Linked DNA regions of Homo sapiens: regions 2, 3, 4 and 5 are each linked to region 1. The links are chromatin contacts, found by Hi-C or POLR2A ChIA-PET in ENCODE. All regions are on one chromosome and are shown on one strand. Each heading gives the region's core, a stretch centred on a gene start or an enhancer-like site at or near the end of the contact. The rest is flanking DNA. Distances are from core to core; before and after follow the strand shown.

Region 1 (5,734 bases), core at 1,726-4,225:
TTCCAATCTGCAGCTTGCATTTTCATTTCTTTAATGGTTTTCATAAAAGAGAAAACATTTTTAATGTTGATAATTTAATTGGCAATGTTTTTCTTTTATGATTCATGCTTTTAGTGTCCTAAGAAAGTTTGCTTTATCCAAGTACAAAAAGATTTTCTCCTGTGTTTTCTTTAGAAGTTTTGTAATTCTAGCTCTTAAAATTTAGATCTATATTCCACTTCGAGATGATTTTTGTGTATGATATAAGGTAATGATCCAGGATTGTTCTGTTTGTTCTTATGGATATTCAATTGTTCGAGCACCAGTTGTTGGAAAGATTAGCTTACTCGTTGAATTTTCTTGGCCCCTGTTTTTTTTTGTTGTTTTTATTTTGTAGACGGAGTCTCGCTTTGTCGCCCAGCCTGGAGGGCAGTGGCGCGATCTCAGCTCACCGCAACCTCCGCCTCCCGGGTTCAAATGATTCTCCTGCCTCAGCCTCCCGAGTAGCTGGGACTACAGGCGCGTGCTACCACGCCTGGCTAATTTTTTGTATTTTTACTATTTCAAGACCTCTTCTGTTCCATTGATCTACTTGTCTGTCTTTATGTCAATTTCACATTGACTCGATTAGTGTATAGCAAGTCTTAAAACCAAGTAGTTTAAGTTCTTCAGCCTTGTTCTTTTTTAGGATTATTTTGGCTATTCAAATTTCCATATAAATTTTAGAATCAACTTGTCAATTTCTTCAAAAAAATCCTGCTAGTGATTTAGATTAGATTGCATTGAATTTGTAGTTCGATTTGGGAAGAACTGCTATTTTAACAATATTGAGTCTTCCAATCCAAGAATATGAATTTCTCTACATTTCTACATTTCTTTAGATCTTTTTTTCTCAGCAATGTTTTATAGTTCAGTGTGCAAATCTTGCATATTTTTGTTAAACTTGTCCTGTTTTATATCTTCAATGCAATTGTTTTAAGAGATACTGTTTTCTAATTTGTTTCCAATTTTTTATTACTAGCACATCAACTATAGATTTTAAATTGACCTTGTATCCTACAAACTTGCTAAGCTCAATATTAGTTCCAGTAGCTTTTTTCGTTAAGTCCAATGAAGACAGTTTTCAACAAAGATGAATAATCATGTCATCCAAGAATAAACAGGTTTACTTCCTTTTCAATCTGCCTTTTATTTCTTTTCTTATTATATTACCCTAACTAGAACCTGCAGTACTATGTTGAATAGAAGTGGTGGAAGCAGACATCCTTTCCTTGTTCCAAATCTTAAGGAGAAAGCATCAATCATTCACCATAAAGTCAGTTTGTGGCTGTTTCTATCTTCTGAAATAGATTATAGAGAATTGTTGTAATTTCTTCCTTAAATGTTTGGTGTAAAATTCACCAGTGAAACCATGGACCTGGTGCTTTTTGTTTTTGGAAGGCTATTATTTATTCAAGTTATTTAATAGATATAGGCCTATTCAGATTGTCCATTTCTTCTCGTGTGAGTTTTGGCAGATTGTGTCTTTCAAGGAATTGGTTTATTTCATCCAGGTTATCAAATTTGTGGACATAGAATTCATAGTATTCCTTTATTATCATTTTAATGTCCGTCGGATCTGTAGTAATGTTCCTTATTTCACTTTTGATATTAGTTATTTGCGTTCTCTTTTCTTGCCTGGTTAGAGGCTTATTGATTTTATCAATGTTTTCAAAGAACCAGCTTTTGTTTTCATTGATTTTTCTTTGTTGCTTTCCTGTTTTCAATTTCACAGGTTTCTGCTTTAATTTTTATTATTTCTTCTCTTCTGCTTACTTTGGATTTTCTTTTTATTTCTTTTTATTTATTTATTTTTGAGACACAGTCTCACTCTGTCGCCCAGGCTGGAGTGCAGTGGTGCGATCTCGGCTCACTGCAACCTCCGCCTCCTGGGTTGAAGCGATTCTCCTGCCTCAGCCTCCCGAGTAGCTGGGACTGCAGGCGCCCGCCACCACGCCCGGCTAATTTTTTGTATTTTTAGTAGAGACGGGGTTTCACCGTGTTAGCCAGGATGGTCTCGATCTCCTGACTCGCCATCTGCCCGCCTTGGCCTCCCAAACTGCTGGGATTACAGGCGTGAGCCGCCCAGCATCTTTTTTTTTTTTTTTTTTTTTTTGAGTCGGAGTCTTGCTCTGTCGCCCGGGCTGCAGTGCAGTGGCGCGATCTCAGTTCACTGCAAGCTCCACCTCCCGGGTTCAGGCAGTTCTGCCTCAGCCTCCCGAGTAGCCGGGACTACGGGCGCGCACCACCACGCCCTGCTAATTTTTGTTTTTAGTAGAGGCGGGATTTCGCCGTATTGGCCAGGCTGATTTCAAACGCCTGACCTCAGGTGATCCGCCCGCCTCGGCCTCCCGAAGTGCTGGGATTACAGGCTGAGGCACGGTACGGGGACCTCATCTGCATCAGTACGGGTGTAATCAATGATGACCTGCCTCTTAATTTATCAGGTGGCAAACTGAGGCTGTGGGCACTGAAAGAGACCTAGCATTTTCTAGGGCACCGCTCTCCTGGGTACGCTGGCGACAACCAGCGGCCTCGGCTTGGGAGCTGAGCCACTGGCCGGAATCTGCCGCTGAGCGAATGCACTCGCTCAGACCCGACTTCTCCCTCTAGGGCGCGGCTCCCGGGCAGGTCCCTTCACGAGTCTTCCATCCGAGCAGAGCAGGGTCCCGCGGAGGCGCCGACCGGGCGCGAGGCCTCCTGCCTGCCCAGGTTCCCCGGCGACCCTGAGCGAACCCTCTCGGGGTCAGCTCCGTCTAGGCTGAGAAGGGAACGGCGGAAGGCGGAGTGCGCCCCCGGGAGCCCGGAGCTGGGACTGCAGCTCCCATGGGGCCAAGTTCACGGGGTGCGGCCGCGCGGCCAATGAGCGCCCTCTATGCCCTGACGGTGCCCCGCCTCGCGGCGCTGCCGCGCTCCCGCCCTCCCGCCCTCCCGCCGCGCGCTCGGGATCCCGACCAGTCCTGACCGCACGGGGGCCGCGGCCACGGGGCGCAGGGGCCATGGTGCGCGGCAGGATCTCCCGGCTCTCGGTCCGGGACGTGCGCTTCCCCACGTCGCTTGGGGGCCACGGCGCGGACGCCATGGTAAGCGCGGACGCCATGGTAAGCGCGGACGCCATGGTAAGCGCGGACGCCATGGTAAGCGCGGACGCCATGGTAAGCGCGGACGCCATGGTAAGCGCGGACGCCATGGTAAGCGCGGACGCCATGGTAAGCGCGGACGCCATGGTACGCGCGGCTTGCGGCCCGGGTCCCTCCCGCCCCGCCGACTGCAGCTCTGCGGGCCCCGGGCAGCTTCCCGACTTCGAACCCATTGCTTCTGTAAAGTGGGAGGCGCGCCTGGGGGAGACACTCGCTTTTCATGCCTTGGAGCAATTGTATAAGTATCCAGAAACTTTCCACTCTCCTGGGTTTTTTCTTTGCTGGAGTTTAGAATATCCTGGTTTTACTTTTACGACTCACATTTTGCTGGAAATGGTAGAATGCATAATAGGCAATAGCAGCAAAATGATTTTGTTGGGTTCCCGCCAGTGGAAACCCTAGAGCACAGCGCTCGCTGGCTTCCTCTGTACCCTGAACGCGACGGGGTTGGCGCTGAGGGAGAACGGGAAGCCCGGGGCTGGGAGTTTTGAGTGGTGATCCCGCTTCCACAACTTGCTGTGTGACTTGGAGAAGTTCCAGACCTCTCTGGGTCTCTTGGACCCGTCTGTGTAATGAAGGTGTCACAGTCGGGTTGAGAAACCAAGCGCGTGCTAACTGCGTCACATGAGAGGGCGCTCTCGTGAAATTACCCGCAAACACGCTTAGAAAGGACTGATGCAAATGTCAGTTCGTCTTAAGAGATGTAATAAAGTAAGGGCAGGAACTCTGACTCCTACCTAAATATTGAAGGTCTTTTTTGCTTACTGAGGGTGTTAGAATGTCAGGCCTTCCCTCCCCTGCCCCCGTCTAGAGCGGTGTTTCCCAAATACAGTGGGTTCTGTGCAGGGTTTTCAGGGAGCCTGTTCCCCACTGGGTCCTCACTGCCCCTCGTAGTCCACTGATGAGATTGGCCGCGCTAGAAAAGCAGAGTTGTATGGGTATGTAGTGAATGTGTGAAAGTATGCTGGGAAGTGAGGAACGGCAATGTTAGGAAAATGGTTACCAGTAGGGAGGGAAGGAAATGGGGTCACGGAGGGGACCACGAGGTCTCTAATTCCCATTGTAATGTTTTACTTCCTAAATTGGGTGGATGGCAAGCTGGTGTCCATTACATTATCTATACTCTTTTTGTACCTGAAATGTTTTATAAAAATAGATCTCTCGTTAAAGTTATTAAATGCAAAACAATGTCCTTTTTGAGATTAAGTTCATCCTGCATTTTTAAATTTTTATTTTATTCTATTTTATGTTTTAAATTTATTTATTTATTTATTTTGAGGCAGGGTCTCTTATCTGTTGCCCAAGCTGGAGTGCAGTGGTACTATCATGGCTCACAGCAGCCTTGACCTCCCTGACTCAACCAATCCTCCCACCTCAGCCTCCCAAGTAGCTGGGACTACAGGTGTGCACCATGATGCCCAGCTACTTTCTGTATTTTTTGTAGAGACAGGGCCCAGGCTGTCATCCTCTTTAAAATCTTCATGTTTCCTTTCTTACATGATGTTGGTAAATAACTTAAACACCCAGCAGGCAATCCTTTATGGAACTCAAAATAAATGTTGGAAATTTTACTGGCTTATAGAATCCAAACACTCGATCTCATGCAACTGCCTTTGCCTCTGTGAAGCTTTAGCAGCTGTGGCTAAGTCACACAATCTTTCTAAGCCTAGGTTTCTCATCTGTAAAATGGGTATAATAATATTCACTTTATACATGTAAATGAGATACCTGTAAAGAGCCTGGCTCAGAGAAGGCCGTCAGTAAAGTTGGCTATAGGCCAGGCATGAGGGCTCACACCTCTAATCCTAAGTGGAGGCCTAGGCAGGGGGATCACTTGAGCCCAGGAATTCAATTACATGAGCTATGATCATGCCACTGCATTCCAGCCTGGGCACTGGATGACACAGTGAGACCCTGTTTCTAAAGAAAAAAGGAGGGGTGGCTGTAATTACTATTCACTCTGAGGAAACTGAAGCAGAAGGAATCCCTAATCTAGACTTGACTTTGAATTTGTGAAATGTTAAGACAGCCTGGTTTGGCTGAGCGTGGTGGTTCAAGCCTATAATCCCAGCACTTTGGAAGGCCAAGGCAGGTGGATCGCTTGAGCCCAGGAGTTCGAGACCAGCCTGAGCAACATAGTGAGACCTCGTCTCAACAAAAAAATACAAAAATTAGCTGGGCGTAGTTGCATGCACCTGTGGTCCCAGCCACTCAGGAGGCTGAGGTGGGAGGATCTCTTGAGTCCAGGAGGTCGAGGCTGCAGTGAGCTGTAATTGTGTCACTGCACTCCAGCCTGGGTGAGAGAGAGAGACCCTGTCTCAAAAGACAGCCTGGTTTACTGTAGAATAATTCAAGAAATGGAATTTGCCTCTGGGCCTGAGTGATGTCTAACACAGGGTAAGGAGACATTATCTAACACCTGTATTGCAAGCTCATAAATACTTAAGCATTTTATCTTGGGGAGATAGGGTGTATGTTGTGTGCCAGCTCTCAAGTGCCTTCTTATTAGAATGAGCTGTTTTGCAGTTCACCATGGAGATGGCTTCACATGCCCTCGAGGCATGCTGGACCATCAG
Region 2 (5,734 bases), core at 1-2,500, 2.9 Mb before region 1:
AGAAGTTTTAGACCTCAGCCTCTGGCCCTGGGCCTTCTGAAATGACCTTCCTCCAAACACCATTTAATTTCCGCTAACTTAGTTAATGAATGGAACTTTCTGAAGACAGCAGTTACTTTGATCTGAACCCCTTTCCTAGTTTCCAGTTAACATAGCCAGAGGGAGACAGAAGGGGTGCCCGCCTCTCAATGGGTGCCCTCTCCTCCTGCGTGGCTGGAGCAGCTCCCAGCTGTAGCTATTCCTCTAACGCAGAGAGAGCTGCAGAAAGCAGTTCCCAAAAGGAAGAAGGCAAGTTACAAATACCGCCGTTGGCATTTTCGTGGGTGTTTCCCGCCACATAGAGATAAAAGCTTTGAGGTGGGGCTTTGAGGCACACTCTCTGGGTAGCTGGGCCTGCAGTCTGGAAATCCTAAGTAATCCTTGCAAATAGGCTAACTGGAAGCCAGCAATACAAATGAGCAGTGCTTCTGGCCTGAGAGAAAGGTGTCTGCATTCAAAGTACAACTTCAGATAAAAATGGAAAATGCCAGTCCCACCCTGCAGGAATCCTGTTTCTGGGCTGTTTATCCTCACTGCCATCCACCCTACCCTTGGCTGTGACTAGGATGTGAAGAAAGAGATTGGGTGGAAAAGGCTACCGCAGCTCTTGCTCCGTTTAACTCACCACCTTAAAAAACATGGCCTTGGCTGCTGCTTTAAAACAACAACAACGAAAATCCCCAGCCCCAACCCAGAGGTTTAACCCTGCAGCTAAGGTGAAGTTTTTGTTAAGGTGATAAGGTAAAAAAGGACGCCATTCTGAGCCTTGACTTCCACTCTTCATACTTTTCGGAAGACAAGTCCAGCAAAGACCTCCACCCCTTCCAAAGAGCGACTTACCTCGTAGCTGATCCACAGATTGCAACGTACAGATGTGATGTTCCAGGCTTGGCCACAAGGGGACACTAGAGAGTAGGACTGCCCGCGTCAATGTTTTGTTTTTTACAGACTTTTGGTTGGGAGGGAGGGAGGGAGGGAGGGGGGTGTGGGAGTGGTGGGGGAGATGCTGGCTTTAAAAAAAAGTCCATTTGTTCCCTGAGATTGTGCCACTTGCCCTTTTATAAGTCAAAGGTTGCCACGTTACCTGTTGCCAGGTTCCTGAGAGTGCTTGGGGAAAATGTGGGCGAGAGAGGCACAGCACAGTCCTCCGGCTTGGTAGGTTTCAAGCTCTTTTGACTGGGCTGGCGCTGACATTTGCAGGGGCAGCTGCTGTGGATTGCCTGCGCATTGTTTGGCTGTAGTTCTAACAGAGGAGTGGCTGCGTCTGACATCATTTCCAGGCATCAAGTGCCTGGGGCTTTTTTTTTTTTTTTTCTTTAATGACGAACTCTCTGACCCCTCCCTGCCTGGATTTTTGTACAGTACATGCACTGTGCAAAACAGCCTCCACTCAGGAAGCCCAAGTTTTGTAGCAGCTTGTTGAAACAACTTGGGTGCCTTTTAAAAAAAATAAAGTTGTGACTCTGAAACAAACCTTTCCATTCTTCCTCCTTGCTGAGAACAATGTTGCGTTTGATTAGCAGCGCAGCCAGTGCTTTCTGAAAGATCTGCTCTCCCCAGAAGAGGCGGCTGCTATCAGTTGAATAGATCTCTAGGCCAGACATGCCGAGGCTTGGGGCATTTGTCTGGCGTTAGGAAGTGTCTGGAATACTAGCAACTACCAACTGGCGTGTCTTATGACTACAGGAATTATTACACTACCCTCCATTTCATTCACATCCCCTCTCCTCCCCTTACACACACACACAAGCATATTTTTTTCTACTTTAGAAAAAGTTGAGCGAGTCATCTTGTGGTTTCCGTGGAGGATGTAACTGGGAGAGAAGACTGTGGGATACCTTGTATCTCCCAGAGGGGGGCCGGGAATCATGGTGTATGACCCACCCCAACAGCCTCTGATCTCTGCCTTCTCACCACTGACCGCCACGCTTTGGGTGGCCTTAAATGTGAAGCTGTAAATATTTTGAAATAAGGTAGTGATTTTTCCATGTGCATTTTGTTTTGTGGCATTTCTCTCCTTCTGCAATATTTTAAAAGTTGCAACTGTGCACCCCTTGTTGACCACTCCAAATTCATTCATTCACTGAAACTTAAGAGTTCCTGCAGAGTGAGGATGGCTGTGCACGAAGGAGTCCCTCGTGGAAACCACGGTGCTTTAGTGGACAAGGTGTTTACTAGAGAGTGTTTACTGGCGGGGGGCGGGGGAGATAAACAAAGGTGGTTTGAGTTAATGGTCAGATGGGAGTTGGAGCCCTGAGTACTCTAACTCTGTCACTGAATCTCTAGATGAGTTAGGGATGTCCGTTGCCTGCTCTGAGCCTTAATATTTTCATCAGTTAAATGGGGATAGTGGGATCTTTCACATATGTGAGATCATGTCTATTTTCTTCTTTTTCTTTTCTTTTCTTTCTTTTTTTTCTTTTTCTTTTTCTTTTTCTTTTTCTTTCTTTCTTTTTCTTTTTTTTTTTTTTTTTTTTTTTTGAGGCAGGGTCTTGCTCTGTCACCTAGGCTGGAGTGCAGTGGCACAGTCATGGCTCATTGCGGCCTCCACCTCCCAAGCTCAAGTGATCCTCCCACCTCAGCCTACCGAGTAGCTGAGACTTCAGGCGTGCACCACCATGACCAGCTAGTTGTTGTTGTTTGGGTTTTTTTGAGACGAGGTCTCACTCTGTTGCCCAGGCTGGTCTCCAACACCTGGGCTAAAGCGATCCTTATGCTTCAGCCTCCCAAAGTGCTGGGATTACAGGTGTGAGCCACCACACCCAGCCCCCATGTCTATTAAGTTCTTAGCACAGTGTCCAGTACACAGAGTAAGGATTTGCTCTCTGGTGATTAGGAAGATCTAATGGCATGTCACGGGTCTGGACTGAATCTCATCTCATCATCTTTGTTGTTGCCAGGGTTTGCGCATTTTTGCCGGTGGAGGACTCCAGCCAGACCGCTGATTTGTCTGGCATTTGTTGGAAAGTCCGGCCAGCATAACACATCACCGCAAGGAGCAGGAGCCCTATGATGCACTGTTAAGTGCACAACTATGGGGTCTGCTTGGCTGGAAGCAGCAGCAGCAAACTTGTCTATTAGTTATTTTGTCCTCATCAGTGCCAGCTGCTTTCCCAAGATGGCAGAACATTCATCATTGCTACCAGACAGCCTCGTTGGAGCTCTTTCTCTGGCCTCCTTTTTTGGCTTCTTTCTTCAGCTCTTCAGCATCATTCTCTGTGGGACCCTCCCTAGTTTGCAAATTCTTGTCTAAATTTCACTCATTATCATAACCATCCAATTTGAAAGAAACCTTGTCATCTAGTTGAGCCCCCTATCAGATGTTGGTACAATTGCTATAGCCTCCCAGCCAAAAGATGTGCTGGTCTGTGCTTGAACAGGTCCAGGGGCTGAGAACTCCCTCTGTTATGAGGTCCTCATATTCCTTCTATGGACGGACAATCAATGCCTGGAGAATTATTCTTTATGCCTCTCTGAGCCCTTGCCTTTGTTGTTCCTTTGGGGACTTATACAAAACAGGCCCATGCTATCCTCTAAGCAAGAGCCCTCCAAATAATTGAAAACCCCCCTTTCTTCTTTTCCAAATGAAACACCCCGTCTTTTTATTTTTATTTTTTGTTTTTTATTTTTGACGTAGTCTTGCTCTGTCGCCAGGCTGGAGTGGTGTGATCTTGGCTCACTGCAACCTCAATCTTTTGGGCTTCAGCAATCCTCCCGCCCCAGCCTTCCAAGTAGCTGGGACTACAGGTGCCACCTACTTGGAAGGCTGGGGCAGGATTCTACCACTCCTGGATAATTTTGTGGAGATGGGTTTCACCATGTTGCTCTAGCTGGTCTCAGACTCCTGAGCTCAAAGAGATCCTCCCACCTGGACCTCTCAAAGTGCTGGGATTACAGGAATGAGCCACCGCAACAGGCCTAGGTCCATACTTCTAATCCTACATGCCTTTCCTGAAATAGACACCTTACCTGACATTACAACCATAAGTCCAATCGTTCCCATTCTGTATTTCTACAATAGAAATACATTTATGTCCCCAGTTTAGGTCCTTCCAAGTTTCTTTTTTTTCTTTTGGCCTCTTCACATCATTTTGTTTTCTAAAATAGCCTGTGGCTTCAAGTTACCTCTTGAATATATTCTTAATCTCACTTGTACTACCTCTGCCCTGTTCCCTGGATTTGCAAATGTTCTTTTCAGTGCTTCTCAGCCTATCTCTGGTAAGGGACCAGTTTGTTTGTTTGCCCTCAATCTGCTGCAGATTAGTGCTTTGGTAAAATGCAACAAAAAAGAATTACTAGAAAGAGGACTTTTTTTTTAAGACATACAAAAAACAAACCCATAATTTTTGTTTTGTTTTGTTTTGTTTTTAGATTCAACAGGTAAAACACTCTATAAAATTGCTATAAAAGTTTCTAAACACTTACATTCAATTTTCTTTGTTTTTTTTTTTAGACGGGGTTTCATTCTTGTTGCCCAGGCTGGAGTGCAATGGCACCGTCTCGGCTCACTACAACCTCTGCGGCTCACTGCAACCTCTACCTCCCGGGTTCAAGCAATTCTCCTGCTTCAGCCTCCTGAGTAGCTGGGATTACAGGCATGTGCCACCACCCCCGGCTAATTTTTGTATTTTTAGTAGAGACAGGGTTTCACCATGTTCGCCAGGATGGTCTCAAACTCCTGACCCCAGGTGATCCACTGGCCTCGACCTCCCAGAGTGCTGGGATTACAGGTGTGGGCCACCGTACCTGACCCTACACTCAATTTTCATAGCATGTGTCACCCTGCACTGTGACACAGTTTGCAAACGGGCACCACTCTGCAGACCAGGCTTTGAATAACCCTGCTCTGTACACACAGGGGTGTTGGAAATGCTTAACAACCGGCTCTCTGATTGAAGAAAATCCACAGGGGGGAACCTGGATTTCAGGCATTTGCTGATTTCCATGGTGTAAATACACCAAGGTCAACAATTTCAAGCTAACAGTGAAAAGTGACTGAATACAGAGGTAGAAAGAAATGTGCACAATCGAGCTTAGCAAGCTGAGAAGGGCCAGTTCCAGCACGCTTCTGTCAACCCCATTAGATTTTAAAAATCTTTTTAATAAAGCCCTTTTGGCCAGGCACAGTGACTCACACGTGTAATCCCAACACTTTGGGAGGCTAAGGGAGCTGGATCACCTGAGGTCAGGAGTTCGAGACCAGCCTGACCAACATGGTGAAACCCCATCTCTATTAAATAAAAAAAATTAGCCTGGTGTGGTGGCACATGCCTGTAATCCCAGCTACTCAGGAGGCTGAAGCAGGAGAATTGCTTGAACCTGGGAGGTGGATGTTGCAGTGAGCCGAGACGGTGCCATTGCGCTCCAGCCTGGGCAACAAGAGCGAAACTCTGTCTCAAATAAAGAAATAAAGGCCTTCTTTTTGAGGGCTTGTTGAACAACTGCTGATCACCTGGACCAAATCGGGAGAACTTTGCCCTCAGCAGATTTTAGACAGTGGACCAAGGCAGCCCTTCTCTCTGGTAGTCTTCATCTCAGTAAGATGACACCATCTGATAGAACTCACAGCAAATCCAAGGTTGCTTTCCCCATGAGCTCTGTGTAGGCGCTGCCACTTCTCAAGGATGATCAAATCACAGCTTGCTTGATAATAGCTGCACTTAATAACAACGCCTTGGGGTAACAACATGTTTAC
Region 3 (5,734 bases), core at 313-2,812, 2.7 Mb before region 1:
ACTCTCGCTGGGAAAGCCTGGAGGCAGAGGGAAGCTCCGCGCGTTTCAGGGCCTCCCACAGAAACGCAGCCGAAGGAACCCCGCTGGCCTTGAGGCTACCCCCCAGGAACGCCCCGCAGCGGGCCGGGTCTGAAAGAATGTGGAGTTCCAAACTCCAGGCGGCTCCCGGGCATGCGCAGTAGCGCCGCCCCTCCCGTCCGCTTCCCGAGTGATTAACTTCTGTTTTGAACCACTCCACATAAATCACGACAGAAACGCCACCTCCAGCCCACAGCGGAACACTCGGGGGACCTCCCAGCCAGGGACTCAATTTTTGTTAACTTCAAAAGGGACTTCACACTCTGACCTTTCGGGGTGTTTTGTGTGGTTTCTCCACCCCCCGTCCCCCTCCGGTGTATTTTGTTTTTAAACCAAACTGACGGCAAGTTTTAGTTGTAAAGCTTCCAGAACACTTCGTGGAAACAATGACAGCCTTGCTCTTTGCACTTACAACCAAGCCTGCTTGTCACATTTGGACGCATTTTGACTGCATGCCGCTTGAAGCTGCTGGCCCTGGGTGCTAACTCTTCCTCCTGCCCCAAAATTCATCGTGGGAAAACTTTTAGAGACTGGGGATTTGTAAAAGTCTAGCTTTCCAAAGCTGTTTACACCCGAGGGCGATGAGGGGGTCCAGAATCGCATTCCTTCGATCGTAAAAACACCACATCCCTAAAGAACAGTGCTAGGGCCCGGCTGGGAGTAGGGGGGCGGCGGGGGCGGGGGCGGGGGGAGCCTAGGAGTGGAACTTTCAGACAAAGCCGCGGCGGTCCCGCGGCCCCGGCCGCCTGGGTCCGGATCGGGAAAAACGAGGGGCTGGGTCCTCCCTACTCGGACCCCATATCCCCAGCACGCGAGAAAGAGCGAGAAGCCACGCGGCGGCTGGGCCGAGCGTGGGGTGTCGGCGGAGACAATGAAACTTGCAGGCGCACAAACAAGGCGCTGAGCGTGTTTCTTGACAACGTGCCAGCAGCGTGGAGAGGCTCGCCCCACAACAGCCCCTCGTGTTGTGTCTAGCAGGAAAACAGCCGCTGCCGTTTCAGACGCAGCCTCAACAAAGAGCACGGCCGCCACTCCAGCATGAGAGCCCCTGGGCGGAAAAGTCCACCAAGTGACTCCGCGCGGCGCGGCCCGGCCAGCACGTTTCCCCGGACTCGCGTCTTCTGGTGCGCGCAGCCCGCGGCCGCCTTACCTTTCTTGCCTTTCATTCTGGATCTCCCCTCCCAGCGCGAGGCAAGGCGGGGGTCTGGAGGGGCCAGGAGCGGGGACACAGGGGATAAGCGAACGTCTCCTTCACAGCCGACTCTCCCGTAACTTGTAGGACGTGCTCCAGCCGTTATTGCTAAACAGGACGCTCTGATCCCAGGCGCCCGCTCCTTGGGTGGAATTCAAGTGACACTTGGGCTTCCTCCCGCCGGGATCTTCTGGCAGCCGGCCGGGGGCTCTCCCTCGCCCAACTCTCTCCCCTCCCCTCTCCGCTCCTTTGTTCCCTGCTCCTGCTCGGCGCACCTCGGCGCTGTCAGAGTGAGAGAGGCGAGGAGGGAAGGTACAGGAGGTCCTGCCTCCGCCCCCAGCCGCCCGCCCCGTCCCCCTCCCGCCCCGCCGCTCCTCCGCCCCTCCCCCGCACCTTCCAGCCGGGAAGACTGGACCGAGCGCGGCGGCCGCTGTCACTCGTCCCTCGGGGGCGGCGGTGCGGACGCGGGGGGTGGCCGGGTCCAGAAACACGATCCTTTCCGCCTGCCGCGCACGGACCGCCCGCATCCCTCGCCCGGCGGTGGGGGCACCAGCCGAGCGCCCCAGGTTTCTCCCTTGGGCCTTTCTTCCCGGGGCTGGCGAGGGTGCGTTTGGTTCGGAAACTGCAACAGATGGAAAAAAGGACACCTCCCTCCTTCCCTCCTCCACCCCCGGGAAGAAAAGCCTCCCCGTCTCGTTTTTGACAGCTGCCCCGAACTCTACTGGCCCTGCTCTAGCCGCACGAGACAGCCGCCTCTGATTCAAGGGGCGGGGCACGGGAGGAAAAGTATTCGAGACAAGAACCAACTTCTTCCAGAATGCGCGGCTGCCATTGACACGCGGGCGCGGCGCGGCGCACCCTTCTCCTCCCGGGGCTCTTCCTCCAGCAGCGACAGTGGGAGGTCGGCGGGGGTGGGGCGGGGGGGAATGATGAGACACAGCCTAAACGAACGTCTGTTCCCCCGGGCTAAAGCTGCGAGTTCCGGACTGGATTGCAAGGCAGTTTCGAAATCTGACACGTTGCGGACAGACACTTGTCACGCTCACATGCTCTTTAAACGTCTCTGCCCGGGGACGGCCGGGCGCGCGCCTGCCTCACCAAGACTCCGCCTGACACCCCGAGTCGCCGAACCCCGGCAGCGGCCACTTTTATAGCTAAGGGGTGACCACGCCGTGCCTGCTCGTCTGTTTCGGTCAACAGTGTCTACTCTTCGGATTGGAACCCTGCTAGGGGATCCCTCCTCCCATTTCAAACAGAAACTAGCCATTAAGTAAACACCCGTTCCTGTTGGCTTATTTTGGTCCACAGTTAGGAGGGATCCAACAGGAGTTTCTTGATGAAATTGCGCTTTCAAAGACCAGATGCTGTTTGGCTGACTTGAAGAAACGCATGCCCCCTCCTCTGGTTCTAGTTTTCGCGTGGTTACGTCCTGTTGTTTTGAAGCAAACGAACTGTCACATGCCACACAATGAGACTTCCCCCATCACTTTAAAAAAAGGAAAGAAAAGCCCTAAACGTAAATAAGCCTAGCAGAGACAGCGCCCGGGTCTGCCTCCAGTCTGGGCTCTGTGCTGTTTTTGTTCGGTAACCTCGGTGGAGATCCCGGCAGAAGAAACTCTGTGGAAATAAGATTAAACCCGAGGAGTACTAAGACGGCCAAGGGATAACTAACTCGACTTCGGAGCGTCTGTTTCAGGAACTAGAGCTAGCCTGCCACCCTCCCTCAAAAAAAAAAAAAAAAAAAAAGACACCCCCGCCCCTAGAATGCGTGGAGGCCAGAGTTTAAAAAGCCTGGGTGGTTTTTCCAATTACAGGACTAAAATGAATCAACAGGGAAAAAAAGCGTCTCTCTAAGAAGGCAGCAACCTTACGATTTTTTTCTTCTGTGGTTTGCTGACTGCTCGGGACAGAAGAGAACACACACCTAAAACGGCTCGGGGGGAGCGCGGTCCTGGGGACAAGCCACCCGCCCGGACGCTGCCCTGCAACTGCCGGGAGCACAGTTCCTTCCCGGACCTGGCTGCAGATGAATCAGCTGCTGCGCCCGGTGCGGGACAGATGTGGCGCAGGGAGGGGGCCAGCGCCCCCGCCGCCCGTTAGAGGGGGCCGCCTCGCTATTTCGTTTGAAGGGTTGTCTGTGGCTGGGATTGGTGGCTCCTATCCGCTGGGGAGCCGGGAGCGGAGGGAGGAGAGACGCAGGGAGGAGGAGCCGGGGGCTGGGCGACGCTGCGACTCCGCGGCCTGAGTGGCAGGAGCCTCGTCTGGAACCGGGCGGTTACTGGGGAGACGCTTTGTTTGCTAACTTCGAAAGCGGCTTCGGCTGCCTCGGCCGCTTTCGAAGCCACTCCACAAAACACGCCTTCGGTCGGTTTAACCCTACCTCCCCCCCCGCCCGCTTTAGCCAGCTCGAGACAAAAATGTTTCCCTCTTCCCCGTGGTTCTCCTTGGCCACGCGGTGGCTCTCATTATGTACACAAAGGTAGCTTTGCTTTCGTCCAAGTGGACTTGGCTAATGACTGCGATTCTCAGGCAACCGAGATGGGAACCGAGAATTGGAAAGGGTTTATAGCTTGAAAACAAACTTTCCAGGAGAAGGGGGGAGGGGCGGAGACAATTGAAAGCCTCTTTCGAATTAGGGGGAGGAAAAAACGGAGATGTGAACTCACCTTGGCTAGAAGTCAGGCTTGATCGGGCCAATGCACAACTTTTGCCCGAGCAAGTCATATCCAAACGGTTGTTAAAGCTGGCGAGGCACTCCAAAGAGAAACACTGGCACAATTCTGTGATGTAGCGAAAGCTTACAGCCCAACCGCTCCCGTAGATGCACCCCCACTGCCTCCCCCCAGCCAACGCTGATCTCAAACTTGTTTGGAGTTTCGGATTCTTGGTGCATTCTGGGAAGAAAGTGCCTAGGGTCAGCGCAACGTAACAAAGGGAACAGCCTCAAAAAAGTGGGCTTCAGATACCAGCAATTGCTTAGGGTATTTTTTGTTGATTCGTTTTTCTCGAGGTGGAAAAACAAGTTTCATTTCTAGCTCTGTCAGTCCCTTCCAGTCTCGGGGCCTTGCTATAAAACGGATTCAATGACTTTTAAGATTCTTTCCAGTGCTTTTTTTTTTTTTTTAAAGTATATAGATTCAAATTTGCTACATATTATTTGCTGATTCATATGAATGTTACTTGAATTGGGAAATTGCTTGAGTAAAATTGAGGCGTTGCTTGGTGCTGGCGGAGGCTACTGATAAACGTTTTTCACCATTATTTTTTTTCTCTCCAGGCACACATAGTTCCTTTTGGCGTCTTATCTTCTGAAGCTGCCTCAAGGCCAAGCAAAGAAAGTTGTTAAAAAGTTAAGTTACTTTTCACAGCCTGCAAACCCTTCAAAGGCAAGAACTCAAATAGAAACTTGGAAAGGCAGATAAGCCAGAAAAGTGTACTAATAAACGCACTTAATATGATTATTTTTTGATGCCAGGTCCACCAAGTGAAGATTGGAGGATGTATTTGTTTCTTCTACTCAACAACAATTGATAAAGCATGAGTTCCATCAAGGACTGTGTTCTAGGTGGAGAAAGGGTGACTCACCCAGTCATTGGATCTCTTTCACTTCCAGTCTCTGGAAGGCAGATATCTTTATAAAATATGCAGACAGCTAGGCTCTAAACACTGGACAAGAGGTCTGTAATCATCCAGTCACATCTCAGGTCAGAGGGTCTTGGACTGCTTAAGAAAGAGCTGACCATTGTCTTAAGAACCTGGGGTGGCCTAGAGCCATCTTGAGGTGATTTTATCAGCCCCATCAGGATAATTCTCCTCAGCTTCCTTGCATGAATAGTGTAACTGGTGCTACTACTTTTGTTTTTAGTCACTTTTCCTAGCCTGCACTTCCCTTCCCGGCCCTCCTTTTTCCTCTGTAGCCAAGTCATCACTTCTCTTTACCTAAATGAGTTTTGGAATCCAGGGGATAAAACGAAAAGATAGGCAGGGCGCTGTGGCTCACACCTGTAATCCCACCACTTTGGGAGGCCGAGGTGGGTGGATCACCTGAGGTCAGGAGTTTGAGACCAGCCTGACCAATATGGTGAAACCCCATCTCTACTAAAAATACAAAAATTAGCCGGGCGTGGTGGCGTGTGACTGTAGTCCCAGCTACTTGGGAGGCTGAGACAGGAGGGTTGCTTGAACCTGGGAGACAGAGGTTGCAGAAAGCTGAGATCGTGCCATTGCACTCCAGCCTGGGTGACAGAGCAAGACTCTGTCTCAAAAACAAAAACAAAAAAACGGAAAGATAATTCCTTGAGCACAAGCTTCACTCTCCTTATTCTCAACATCTGTGTCTGTATTATTCTTTACAGTTTATGAAACACTTATTTAATCTCACTTAATGCCCAAACTAGTGATGTTAGTTATTTTTTTTAAAAAGTCAAGATCACTTAACACATCCAAATATAACAAAGTTAAAAG
Region 4 (5,734 bases), core at 1,222-3,721, 2.5 Mb before region 1:
ATCTCCCATAGGCAACCACTGTTCAGATTTCTATCACCATAGATTAGTTTTGTTTTTGAACTTCTTATAAATGGAATTGTACAGTATATATTCATATATATGCCTGTCTTCTTTCATTCAATACAATGTTTTTGAAATTCACCTCTCTTATTGGGTTTATGGCACAATCATAGTTCACTGTAGCCTTGAACTCCTGGACTCAAGTGATCCTCCTGACTCAGCCTCGAGCAGCTGGGACTACAGGCATGAGTCACCATACACAGCTACTTTGCAAGGAGTGGGTGGCAGGGTAGAGACAGGGTCTCGCTATGTTGCCCAGGTTGGTCTTGAACCCCTGGCTTCAAATGATCCCCCCACATTGGCTTCTCAAAGCATTAGGATTACAGGTATGAGCCACCATGCCTGGCCATATTCATTCTTTTTATTGCCTTTTGCCTTTCCACCTTGGACTGCAGAACTTAGCAGTGTGCCTTGCACATGGCAGGTGCTCAAATAATCCTAGTTAAGCAAATACATATATATATGTATAAATATATGTATAGTATACACAGTTGTATATAGTGTATATACATATATAGTTCTTTCCTGTCACAAACAGAATTACACATATATGTTCATTACAAGGTAGGTCCCGGATCTGAATTCCAACATGAGGCTTTTCTCTACGGTCTACCTATGGTTCCAGTCTCTTCCCCAAGAGATCCCTAAGGAAACTTAGTAGCTACCCACTGCTCCATACCTGGAAGAAGCAGTAGCAACCAGGGACAACTGGGTGCTAAAGATGTGCCAGGCACTGATTTAAGCATTTTGTATGTGTTAACACATTTAATCCTCACGACAACTCATCATATAGGTATTGTTATCATCCTCTTCTCTCAGATACGAAAATCAGGGTAAAGAGAATAAACAACTTGCCACACAGCTAGAAAATGGCAGAGCTCAGTCAGGATCTGTACTCAGGAAATCTAGCTCCAGAGCTTGAACCACTAGCCAGTAACATCCTGCATACAGGCAGCTGAAATTCTCTACCATGAAAATGTGGATACCTGGGCATAACAAGCAATGACACCCCAAAGCTAATGTGTAGAATGAGGAAGGAAGATCACAAAGATGCTGGCAAAAAGGGTATGATAAACTCATCCCCAGATATACCTGGAGCCTTTGAATCTTGGGAGAAAGGGAAAACTAGCCCCATGTCGGGGCTCTAAATCCTGTTCTTTCCTAACCCTAGCAACTCTTGTCTGGACATCTGTCCTTCAGAAATTGCAGTTCATCTTGTTCAAGCTTAGTTTCATCAAAGCATAAACGAACATCGAGTCAGCCATCATAAAAGCTGTTTCACTCAAAAGAGCCTAAAGCACTCAAAAGTGCTCTTAGTTATAAAGTCCAGGAGGGTCCACCACCTTCGACAAATTACCTCACCTCTCTGGGTTTCACTTTCCTCAGTTATAAAACGCAAAGCCTTCACAAGGTAATCTATCAGGTCCTACTGAATTCTAAATGCTTTGATTCTTCTCTTACCAAAAGACCATTCCAAATCTACCTTAAACTAAAGCGGCCAAACGAATCCTCTAAACATCCCTTTCTTATTACTCCGTTAGTGAAGACTCCAAAATTACTCTCTATGGCTTCTTAGATAATCTTTTCTTTCTCCTAAGTTTTCAAGACATCCATAAGAAGGTCCTACTTACCTATCTACCCTTATTTCCGACTATTAGTCATTACAGTTCTGTTCCATACCCGCCGGTGTCCCCACGGCCTGCTTTTCACAGGACACAATTCCCAGCTTTTGAGTTTTGCTCGTTACCACCTCCCACACATCTAGCCGGAAACGCTAAGTTCTCCCTCTTAAGGTTGAATCCAAGGCCTTCAGTGAGGTCACGACTCTTTTCCAAGTAACCTTTCCCTATTTCTGTTAATGGTCCTTTCTTCAATCAACACGAATAAACTAAACCTTTACAAGATGCAAGACACACTGAGCGAATTACAACTCTATGTAAATCATCACATTTGAGCCCGTATCAACCACACACTCGGTTACCGGCATGCTAATGGCTTCCTTGGAGGCTTCACCTTAGGCAAGACCGTGCAACAGGAGGCTCCTCCACCCTCCAAAGCATCTAGGATAGTGTTGGGCACAGGGCAGGTGCTCCACACGAACACGCCCGGGTCGGCCCCAATCCACCGCCAGGACCCGCCGCGGCGCCGGGAGGGCAGGCGTTGGCCGCCGGGCAGCCGGGCCGTCCAAGGCCCAGGTGTCTGAGGTCACCCAGGTGGCGCAGGGCCGGCCCACGCACGGCCGGGACCCGGCCACTTCTCCAGCAGGGCGTCTCCCCATACCGGCTCCATCGCCTGCAGCCTCCCGGCCCCTGGACGTCCGGGCCAGGGCCTCGCCACCAACCCTCCTCCCGCCGCCAACCCTCCTCCCTCCACCTCCGGCCCCGCGCCCCCTTCTCAGCCAGTCTGACAGGTCCTGCCGCCGCCTGGCCGCCCTGGGGCGGGGTCCGGCCGCAGGCGCGCGACGGGAGGGGGCGCGGGGGTACGGAGACGGCGGCCCGAGGGGTCTCGCGAGCAGAGTCGAGCGCGACTCACCCGACGCCAAACACCAGAACCGGGGCCGCCCTGCGCGAGACCACAAACGACAGCGAAGAGCGTTAGGCTGTGGCCGGACAGTGGCGGCGCCGACACTTCCTGCCTGAAGGGGCGGAGCGGAAGGCGCACCGGAAGGCGCACCGGAAGGCGCACCGGAAGGCGCGGCGGGACCAAGTGGAACGGGGGTGCGCTGAGTGTTCGCGCCCGGGCCGGCGGGGTCTGCGTGTCCGCCGAGCGGCGGGGCTGCTGAGGCCGGACGCACACGGCCGGGGTCTTAATTGCCCCTCCGGCCTGCTCCGATCCGCTGCGATATCGCGGCCTGCGCTGCGGCGGTCGTCCGCAGCCCGGCCCTCGTCCCCCGCTCCTTTGGTAGCTCCGCCACCCTTCCGCATTCCTGGGCCCGCTGGGCGCGGCTGGGCAGGCCGCTGGAATTTGACCCGAGTGGGCCGCGATCGGCCGAGGATTTGGGGTCCCCTTTGACCCAGGCGGGGCGCGATCCGCCTAGGATTTGGGGTCCCCTGGCGCCGAACCCTGAGTTGCCAGATGTAGCAAGTAAAAGTACAGTTCTTCTAAATTTGAATTTCAGACAAGACAGGTTTTAGGGTTCGTCTCATGTAATGTTGAGAAGGTGAGGGCGGCGCCTGGGCGGATTCTTCTCCGTTCCAGAATCCCTTTCTCTTTTCAAACCGCATTACAGCCCGAGTTAAATTCTTTAACCTACTCCTCTCTGCTTACCCTCATAAGGTTTACGGCCGTATCAGGCTACGGCCGCAGCCTACGGCTGTTTGATTCCCCTTTTGGCCACAAGAAAGTTTTATTCGAACTACTTGCTTTCCTTTATCAAGAAAATGGCAACGCACACACATACATGCACACACAAATAAAAACACAAAGCTACGTTTTTCAGGTTTTGTTCTAGATCGTGTTTGTGGCTGTGTTCTTCAGGATATTTTCCCTCACCTTGAGGTAATCTAGCATTACTTCATCTAGCATTACTAAAATAGCATTACTTCAGGATGGTGGAGGATCGGCAATCTAATAGCAAATCTTTATTGAACTCTTCTTACTGCCTTAACATGTGCCGGATGCTGAGAGATGAATTCAAAGCCTCTTAGGGAGTTTATATTCTAGAAATCTTTGATCAGAAATTCCTAGAAGAGAGGGACCTTGTGTTCAGCACTCTGTAGCAGTTCTTAAACAGTAGCACGCATAATAACAGGGCTTTTAAAAACATTTTTGAGCCTCAAAACCGGGTATCAGGATTCAGTGAGTAAGGGGTGGAGGATAATTCGAATTTCTGGTAAGCACACATGATGCTGATGGGGTGGTCGCCATCCCAGCAGCACAGCTCTAAACGCGGTTCATAACTGTGTGTATTTTCTCAATAGTGTTAGAAAAGCAATTGCTGAAAAGTCACACCTGGTTCTACAATATTTACTCTTAGGTTTTGGTTCGATAGTCTAAATTAAAAAAAAAAAAGTTTCTAGAATTGTGCTGTCCAATACAATCGTCACTAACCACATGCAGCTAAACTTAAATTTAGTTCCTCAGTTGTATTTGATACGTTTTATTTTTAGAGATGGGGTCACCCTATGTTGCCTAACCTGGAATGCACTGGCTATTCACAGGCGTGATCATAATGCACTACAACCTGGAACTCCTGGCCTCAAGCGATCCTCTCACTTGAGCCTCCCAAGTAGTTGGGACTACAGGTGAGAGACACCGCACCAGTGCGTCTGGCAGTATTAGACACTTTTTTTTTTCTTGAGACGGAGTCTTGCTCCGTCGCCCAGGCTGGAGTGCAGTGGTTTGATCTCGGCTCACTGCAACCTCTGCCTCCCGGGTTCATGTGATTCTTCTGCCTTAGCCTCCCGAGTAGCAGGGACTACAGGCCTGTGCCACGACGCCCAGCTAATTTTTGTATTTTTAGTAGAGACGGGGTTTCACCATGTTGGCCAGGATGGTCTCAATCTCTTGTCCTCATGATCCGCCCACCTGGGCCTCCAAAAGTGCTGGGATTACAGGCGTGAGCCACCGCGCCTGGCTAGTATTAGACACATTTTAAGTGCTCAATAGCCACATGTGGTTAGTGTCCTTATTGTATGGCACAGAGAGCATTTCCTTAATTACAGAAGCTTCTATTTGACAGCACTATTCTGAAGAAATAATTCTAAGGTATATTGTTCTCTCTAGATGCAAAAGAAAAGCCTATAATAGGCTTTGTTTAATCATGAATAAAAATTTATTCACTAATAAAAATAGCTGGATAGCTAAATATCTATCATTGGGAAATTGTTAATTATAGCATGCCCACATCAAAGATAACTGAAGTTAAGAATGGTTGAAAAAGAAATATACTCAAAACAATGGTGGCTATGCCAAAACATGAGATATAATTTAAGTAGTAAACGAAAAAACAAGTTGTAAACTCATTACAACTCTAAAATGTGTGTGGATAAATACTGGAGAAAAGTCACATTTCCTGCTATTTGAGCAGACACAGAGAAATCTAGACTAAAAAGATATAGGGACTTGGAAGATGGAAGAGCAAGTGGAAATGACTCGAATAAGCAGCAATGGGAAAACTGGGCATTTCTTCAATGTGGGATTAGCTACTACAATCCCTTTATGGACAGAAAAAATAAACTGTACCCGTGAAGAGGACCTAATTCGACACACACAAGTCTGGCATATTGGACCTGCTCAGGAAATCGAAAGTGAACTATTTCAGAATCCACTAGTACCAAACTGACAGGCATTTGTATGCATAGTCTTATAAAATCTTCCTAACAACCTGTTAATGAAATTCTACCTTGAAATCCATCCACTTTTCTAAGGGCAATCCTACGTGGTCTAGGTTCTGTCACATCCTAGCTCTTAGACATGATCCATTTTGTTTCACTAATTGTTCCCCCCTAGTTTGTTGTCTTCTACTCTGCCTATAAACAGGCTTGAATTTGAAGATATGCCCTTTGCCCCTTCTCACTGGCCCACTCGTAAACAAAATAACTACTATTTGGAGACCTAATGTGTCCCAGACCATTTGTCTTTCATGCTTCTAATTTTCAGAAGAAACTTGGATGGTATTGGCCATTTTACAGATGAGGAAACTGGCAATTAAGAACACAAAGTCAAATAGGCA
Region 5 (5,734 bases), core at 1,609-4,108, 2.3 Mb before region 1:
ACAAATAATGGGTTTGAATCTGACATCACTGTGGACCTTGCTGGTTGAGACGTTGAAAGCCACTGAGCACAGGCATGTAGAATTCAGAGGAGTTCCCACTAATGAGGGGAGGAGAGAGTTTCAAGAAGGAAATAATGATCAACAGCATCTTGCCCTGCAGAGATCATGAGGCATGGGACAGGAAAGGGGTCTGTTTTCTTCGGCAACCAGAAGGTCATAGTGACTTTAGCCTGAGCAGTTTCAGGGTTAGAGGAGGAGCAACCCTGTGAAGATGGGAGAAAACCTGAAACTCTTTCAGGTAGCTTGGGTGGGAAGAGAAGCTGTGTGATAAGTCGACAGCCTGAGGGGGAACGGAGGGGCCACAAAAGCTTCTTTTTCAAGTGCAGGAATGAAGCCAGAATTGAGGAAGAGGGGACAATTAGTGGAGTGAGGTTCCTCACCTTGGAGCTGGAAGGTGGTGGGTCAGAGGCCAGTTGAAGGAAGCGCTTTCTTCCTCTGACACTCCAGTGGAGTAGGTGGACCTGGGGTGGCCCCTCCACACTTCCTAGGGCAGGAGGTGAAGGGATTTATCATGCAACAAACATTTAATGAGTCACCACTTAAGTGGTAGTGTAAGCTGGTGGACACGGGAAAATGAGGAAAATATTAGCAATATGAACCAATCGTTCTGAGTGAGGTCTCAAACGCAAGGTTGTTTGGAGGAAGGGAGGGGAGCTCTAGGGCTTCCTGAATGATGAAAGGAAGGAAGGGAGCTTGGCAGAATATTTCCCTCCCAAGGCAGAGATAGAGAAAATAGCCTGAGAGAAACAGGAAAAGTCTAAGTGGGAGAAATGGAAGAAAGGAAAGAAAATAAACGCTAACAGCCTGTTCCAGGTTGCAGACACTAACGTAGGCACTTTATAGGTTATCACGGGGAATCCACAAAACAATTCTGTAAGAAAGACACTACTATCTTTATTTTACTGACGTAGAAACTGAGGATTAAATTCTTTCTCTAGCTTTAATTTTTCTTCTCCATATTTATAAAATCCATTGAATACGGAGGGGGATATTTTAGTCCTCTTCAATTTTTATTTTACTTGTGAAGCCAAGTGAGAAGCAGTGAAATGAGGAAAATTCCTAGTGGTCTTGTGCCAGTGAAACTACCTATGTTTCTGTAGGGCCTTGATTACAGATGGGGCAAAACTTGATCGAGTTTCACAGAAAAGCAGAAGGAACTTCAGTGAAGAAGTGGTCGCCTGCTCCCTGAATCCAAGCACTGCCCAGCTACACCAGGCACTGGTGGGAAGAAACTGGGCTGCAGCTGGATCCTTCAAGGAGCAGCTTTGTGTATGCAAATGCCTATTTCAGTACCCTTAGAACTGTATAAATGATCACACACAAGATGCACCTCATAAATTAACTGCCATTTATATAGAAGTAACATAGGCTTCTGTTCATTACTTTCAATCATAGAATAGTAATAGAATAGGCTGCAAATTAAAAACCAGTGTGCACCAATAGTATATAGCACCAGCAATCCAGTTTTTTTTGTTTTTTTTTTTTTTGAGACAGAGTTTCGCTCCCAGGCTGGAGTGAAGTGGCGCAATCTCTGCTCACTGCAACCTCCGCCCCCCGGGTTCAAGTGATTCTACCGCCTCTGCCTCCTAAGTAGCTGGGATTGCAGCCAACATGCCCGGCTAATTTTTGTATTTTTAGTAGAGGCGGGGTTTTGCCACGTTGGCCAGGCTAGTCTCCAACTCCTGACCTCAGGCGATCGACCCGCCTTGGCCTCCCAAAGTGCTGGGATTACCGGCGTGAGCCACCGCGCCGGGCCCCATTTCTTTTCTTTCTGAGACGGAGTCTCTCTGTCGCCAGGCTGGAGTGCAATAGCGCCATCTCGGCTCACTGCAATCTCCGCCTCCCGGGTTCAACTGATTCTCCTGCCTCAGCCTCCTGAGAAGCTGGGATTACAGGCACGCGCCACCACGCCCGGCTGGTTTTTTGTATTTTTAGTAGAGACGGGGGTTTCACCATGTTGGCCAGGCTGGTCTTGAACTCCTGACCTCAAGTGATCCGCCTGCCTCGGCCTTCCAAAGTGCTAGGATTACAGGCGTGAGCCACCCATTTCTTAAAAAGTATATTTTAATGCTGGGGACGGTGGCTCATGCCTGTAATTCCAGTACTTTGGGAGGCCGAGGTGCGGGGATGCTTGAGCCCAGGAGTTGGAGACCAGCCGGGGTAACAGAGCGATAAAAAGAATAAACAAAAAACAACAGAACCCCGGCATATTTTTAAAAATGAGTTGTGTAATAGGATTTTTTTTTTTTCGGTGGAGATGTAAGTAAGCAAAGGAGATGTGCTACTAGTGATCAAAAGGGGATTATAAAACATTCATTCCCTAGACTTTTTTTGCACTTTAACATTCCTTTTTGGCAATTGGGCTCTCAGTCCCACGTGACCTGCCGCAGGGTTGCCATGGGGACCGGAAGAAACTTTTTTTTTTTAAAACAAAGTAAGGCTCCTGTCGCCCGAGGCACTAGAAAATCGAGGCCCCGCCCTCACTTGGCCAGGGGCCCGGGCGCGCAGCCCAGGGACTGGGAGCGGTGAGAAGCCGCACGCCTGGCGCTCGGCGGCGGGGGCGCGGCGCGCGGCCGGGAGCGCGCGTCACGTGGCTGGGGCGGGGCCTGCGCGCTGCCCGCCCGCCAGCTGCCGGCTCGGCCGCCGCAGCCGCGGCGTCCCATTCATGAGGGCCGCCCGACTCAGCTGCGGCCCAGGCGGCTTCCAAGGCAGCGGCGGCTGCGGGCGCTCCGACCCCGCGCGCGCCCCCGACCGGCCCCGCCCCCTCGGCTTCCCTCCCCGGCGGGTCCTAGCCGTCGCAGTCCAGCCGCCGCCTGCCCTCAGCCGCCCGCTGGCCGGGAGCGGAGCCCCTGTGGGTAAGTGGGCGCGGGCCGGGCTCCTCGCAGGCGTCCCTCCGGGGCTGGCGGTGAGTGTCTGCGCCTGGGGGCTTCCCTTGGCGCGGGCCCGGGGCTGTCCTGCCGGAGGCCGGGACCCTCCGGGGCGGCGCGGGTTGAGCCGCCCCTCCTCGCGCCGCGGTCCCCGCTTCCCGGTCCTCGCGTCCCAGTCCCCGCCTCGCCGCGACCGCGCCACGTAGACGCGGCCCCTACCGCCGCCGCCGCAGGACGGACCGGCGGGGTGCGCGGGGAGCCGGGGGCGTCGGGGCGTCAGTGGTGGCTGCTGAGGACTCTGAACCCGCGCAGTTCCCTCGCCGCCGCCCTGGGGATGGTTACCCGAGACCACCCCTACCCCTGGGTTTGGGGCGCGGAGGGGAGTGCGGAAGGCGCGCGGGAGGCCGCGTCTCCATCCCGCCCCCGGCCCTGCGGGAGGGGGCGCCGGGCACGTGATCTGCGGCGAGGCGGGGGCCGCCGAGTTGCTGGTGTTTCTTCCCCGCCGCGCTTTGCCCCGTACCTCCGCCTTCAAGCTGTGTGGACCGGATTCAAATGTGGTTAGTTTTCTCAAAGCCCCCCAGCCCCCGGTGCAGATCTTAATTTGTGAGGAACACGTTCAGATACAGTTTGTACTGAGAGCCTCTCTGTCCACTTCTAACGCCAGCGGATCACCATTTTCTCCACTCGCCTGAACATTTTAAGACTCTTTTCATTGAAAATTCAAGATGACATTTTTTAGGCATAATTATGCAAACCAGTACCAGAAAGATCACCCTTCCTTTCCGAAAAGTACTGGAACTCTGAATACTTGGAAATGCTTTGAAGGACTACTTAGTAAATGGCCAAACTAATTTTTAATGCACATTTGGGGCTTACCCATTTTTTTTTTAATTGAAAACGAGGCTCTAGACTTGGTGTCAAGGTAGGTCCTGTTGAATGAAGTTCTTTACCCAGTAGTGATGATGGGTGTTACTGTTTATTAAAACTTGGCCTGGCTAGATTATAATGTTTTGACAATACAAAGTCGGTTTTGAAATACATTTTGAAATATTTACGAATTATTTAGTGGCCCATACTGGTTTATGTTTTAACGGTCTGGTGTTGATCGTTCTTAGTGGCTTCAGATTGAGAAGAAGTGGCAGGTGATGCTGAAGCGGGGGAGAAGCGGCAGAGCCGGCCACACAGTGCAGGGGATGGAGACAGGTGCTGGGCTGGTCCTCCTGCAGCATCCTCAGTTGTTGGAGGGCAGTCATCCTCAGGCCGTACCCAGCCAGAGAAGAAAAAGAACAGTGTGAAGCCACGTGTGATAGCCGTCCAACATCGGCTCTTCCCTCCAATTACATTGTAGTTGATTGTGGTATGTCAGACTGAAGTATCTCTTTTATTTCGAGACAGAGTCTCACTCTGTCGCCCAGGCTGGAGTGTAGTTGCGCGATCTCCGATCACTGCAATCTCTGCCTCCTCTGTTAAAGCGATTCTTGTGCCCCAGCCTCCCGAGTAGCTGGGATTACAGGCATGAGCCACCACACTCAGCTAATTTTTGTATTTTTATTAGAGACCGGGGGTTTCACCATGTTGGCCAGGCTGGTCTCGAACTGCCGACCTCAGGTGATCCGCCCCCCTCGGCCTCCCAAAGAGCTGGGATTACAGGCGTGAGCAACCGCCCCAGCCAGACTTAAGGTATCTCCATGCCCAACTTTTGATAGAGGTAGCCATAGAAAGCTAGAAATGAAACGACAGGTTCTGTTTTAACGTTTGATGGCACAGTCGAGAGTCAATAGGCACGCATTATGCTTAAGAGAAGCTGGAAATGAAGTGTTTGAAAACCCTTTAATACTATAGTAAAGCACTGTTAAGAAGCAAATAATAGAGTCAGCTGGGGCTTTGTCTTCTTTATTGCTAGGAGAATGTAGCAATAGAAGTTCTCATCGCCCTGTATTGCACTTTTGGTTTTAAGGACTGGACCCAGAGTTCCTGAAAGCCAAACTCCATAGCTGCTCAGTAAGTTCCAAGCACATAGCCGGCTTTGGGATGCGATTCGGTCGAGGTCTGTTGAATGAAGGTAGACGCAGCAGGCAGTTTGTCCTTACCAGTGACCTGGAAGACGGTGGCACTTCCTGAGTGAGCTCACTTACCTTCCCTGAATGGTGAGGCATGGATGAATATTCCTGGTGGTGCCACGTGTTAGAGGTGGTAAAGGGTCAAATGTTTACTTTTATTAATATTACATTATGGCTTGGTTCTCTGTGTCAGCGATTTTTCTATGCCTTGGGTACTTATTTCCTAATATATATCAGCACAGTAACGCCTAGCTGGAGGCTTTGTCTTGTTAGTTGATAGATTAGTGGTAACAGGTAGATTTGGTTATCTCCCGTAGGTGCTTAGCAATTTACATCAAGAGGCTTTTCTTTAAGTCTGATTTAAGTCTTTCCATCTTTAATTTAAATCCATTTCTTTTTACTCCGACCCCAGTGACTGTCGTTGAGTGTGTATTTGCCCGACTTGCCGTGCCAGATTGGTAGGCAGTGGTTTGGAATCTTCATTTTAAAATCCTGTTTTTCTCTCTCCAATACCCTTCACTGCTTGGTAAGTTTTTATACTTCTCAATGAGACCCAGAGTCTCGTGACCTACCATTTGCCTCCTTCATGATGAAACAACTCACAAGTTGGTAGATAGCCTCCAGTTGGCAGAATCCTATGTATAATGTGTCTTTAAAACTTGAAGAGTTTGAAGGTATTATAGCCTGGAGCAGTAAGTTTTATGGCTATACCTTGGTAATAAGACATTTGAATAACTTGGCTTAGCG

The links. Hi-C counts contacts between places; a loop is a spot of excess contacts on that map. ChIA-PET counts read pairs that join two places held with the same protein, here RNA polymerase II (POLR2A). Pooled maps may share reads with other maps.
Region 2: a map of CD8-positive, alpha-beta T cell shows a loop between it and region 1 (4-fold over the local background). The contact joins the promoter of DLGAP1-AS1 here to the promoter of ENOSF1 in region 1. A Hi-C loop is called at or near these places in 1 of 168 maps with a recorded cell type or tissue (CD8-positive, alpha-beta T cell) and 10 of 50 pooled maps. POLR2A ChIA-PET finds 5 or more read pairs at or near these places in 1 of 52 experiments (HepG2).
Region 3: a map of CD8-positive, alpha-beta T cell shows a loop between it and region 1 (8-fold over the local background). The contact joins the promoter of TGIF1 here to the promoter of ENOSF1 in region 1. A Hi-C loop is called at or near these places in 2 of 168 maps with a recorded cell type or tissue (both CD8-positive, alpha-beta T cell), 1 of 37 single-sample maps with no recorded cell type and 11 of 50 pooled maps. POLR2A ChIA-PET finds 5 or more read pairs at or near these places in 1 of 52 experiments (HepG2).
Region 4: a map with no recorded cell type shows a loop between it and region 1 (8-fold over the local background). The contact joins the promoter of MYL12-AS1 here to the promoter of ENOSF1 in region 1. A Hi-C loop is called at or near these places in 1 of 37 single-sample maps with no recorded cell type and 9 of 50 pooled maps. POLR2A ChIA-PET finds 5 or more read pairs at or near these places in 1 of 52 experiments (AG04450).
Region 5: a loop to region 1 is called in a pooled map, with 17 times the contacts of the local background. The contact joins the promoter of LPIN2 here to the promoter of ENOSF1 in region 1. A Hi-C loop is called at or near these places in 6 of 50 pooled maps. POLR2A ChIA-PET finds 5 or more read pairs at or near these places in 2 of 52 experiments (K562 and activated T-cell).

What each region holds. Positions count from the first base shown.
Region 1 is chr18:709,871-715,604 of GRCh38, reverse strand. ENOSF1 (enolase superfamily member 1) reads left to right here and starts at 2,975. Exons shown (of 16, transcript NM_017512.7): 1 at 2,975-3,101. The coding sequence starts at 3,018. RefSeq lists an enhancer at 2,200-2,779 and a silencer at 2,731-3,050.
Region 2 is chr18:3,589,630-3,595,363 of GRCh38, reverse strand. DLGAP1-AS1 (DLGAP1 antisense RNA 1) reads right to left here and starts at 1,250. Exons shown (of 3, transcript NR_024101.1): 1 at 1,124-1,250; 2 at 880-944. All of the region lies in intron 7 of DLGAP1 (DLG associated protein 1), which reads left to right. RefSeq lists enhancers at 1-78, 1,491-1,610 and a silencer at 199-493.
Region 3 is chr18:3,446,000-3,451,733 of GRCh38, reverse strand. TGIF1 (TGFB induced factor homeobox 1) reads right to left here and starts at 1,562. Exons shown (of 3, transcript NM_003244.4): 1 at 1,229-1,562. The coding sequence starts at 1,244. LOC124904237 (a long non-coding RNA gene) reads left to right here and starts at 1,078. Exons shown (of 2, transcript XR_007066269.1): 1 at 1,078-1,202; 2 at 4,548-4,728. RefSeq lists enhancers at 1-245, 2,333-2,522, 2,110-2,729, 2,623-2,762, 2,730-3,351 and silencers at 823-872, 1,513-1,672, 1,703-1,812, 3,473-3,542.
Region 4 is chr18:3,259,096-3,264,829 of GRCh38, reverse strand. It overlaps MYL12-AS1 (MYL12A and MYL12B antisense RNA 1), which reads left to right and starts at 2,471. Exons shown (of 4, transcript NR_130145.1): 1 at 2,471-2,777; 2 at 3,500-3,558. MYL12B (myosin light chain 12B) reads right to left here and starts at 2,697. Exons shown (of 4, transcript NM_033546.4): 1 at 2,593-2,697. RefSeq lists a silencer at 2,152-3,041 and an enhancer at 3,252-3,301.
Region 5 is chr18:3,010,268-3,016,001 of GRCh38, reverse strand. It overlaps LPIN2 (lipin 2), which reads left to right and starts at 2,858. Exons shown (of 20, transcript NM_001375808.2): 1 at 2,858-2,915. RefSeq lists a silencer at 2,468-3,417.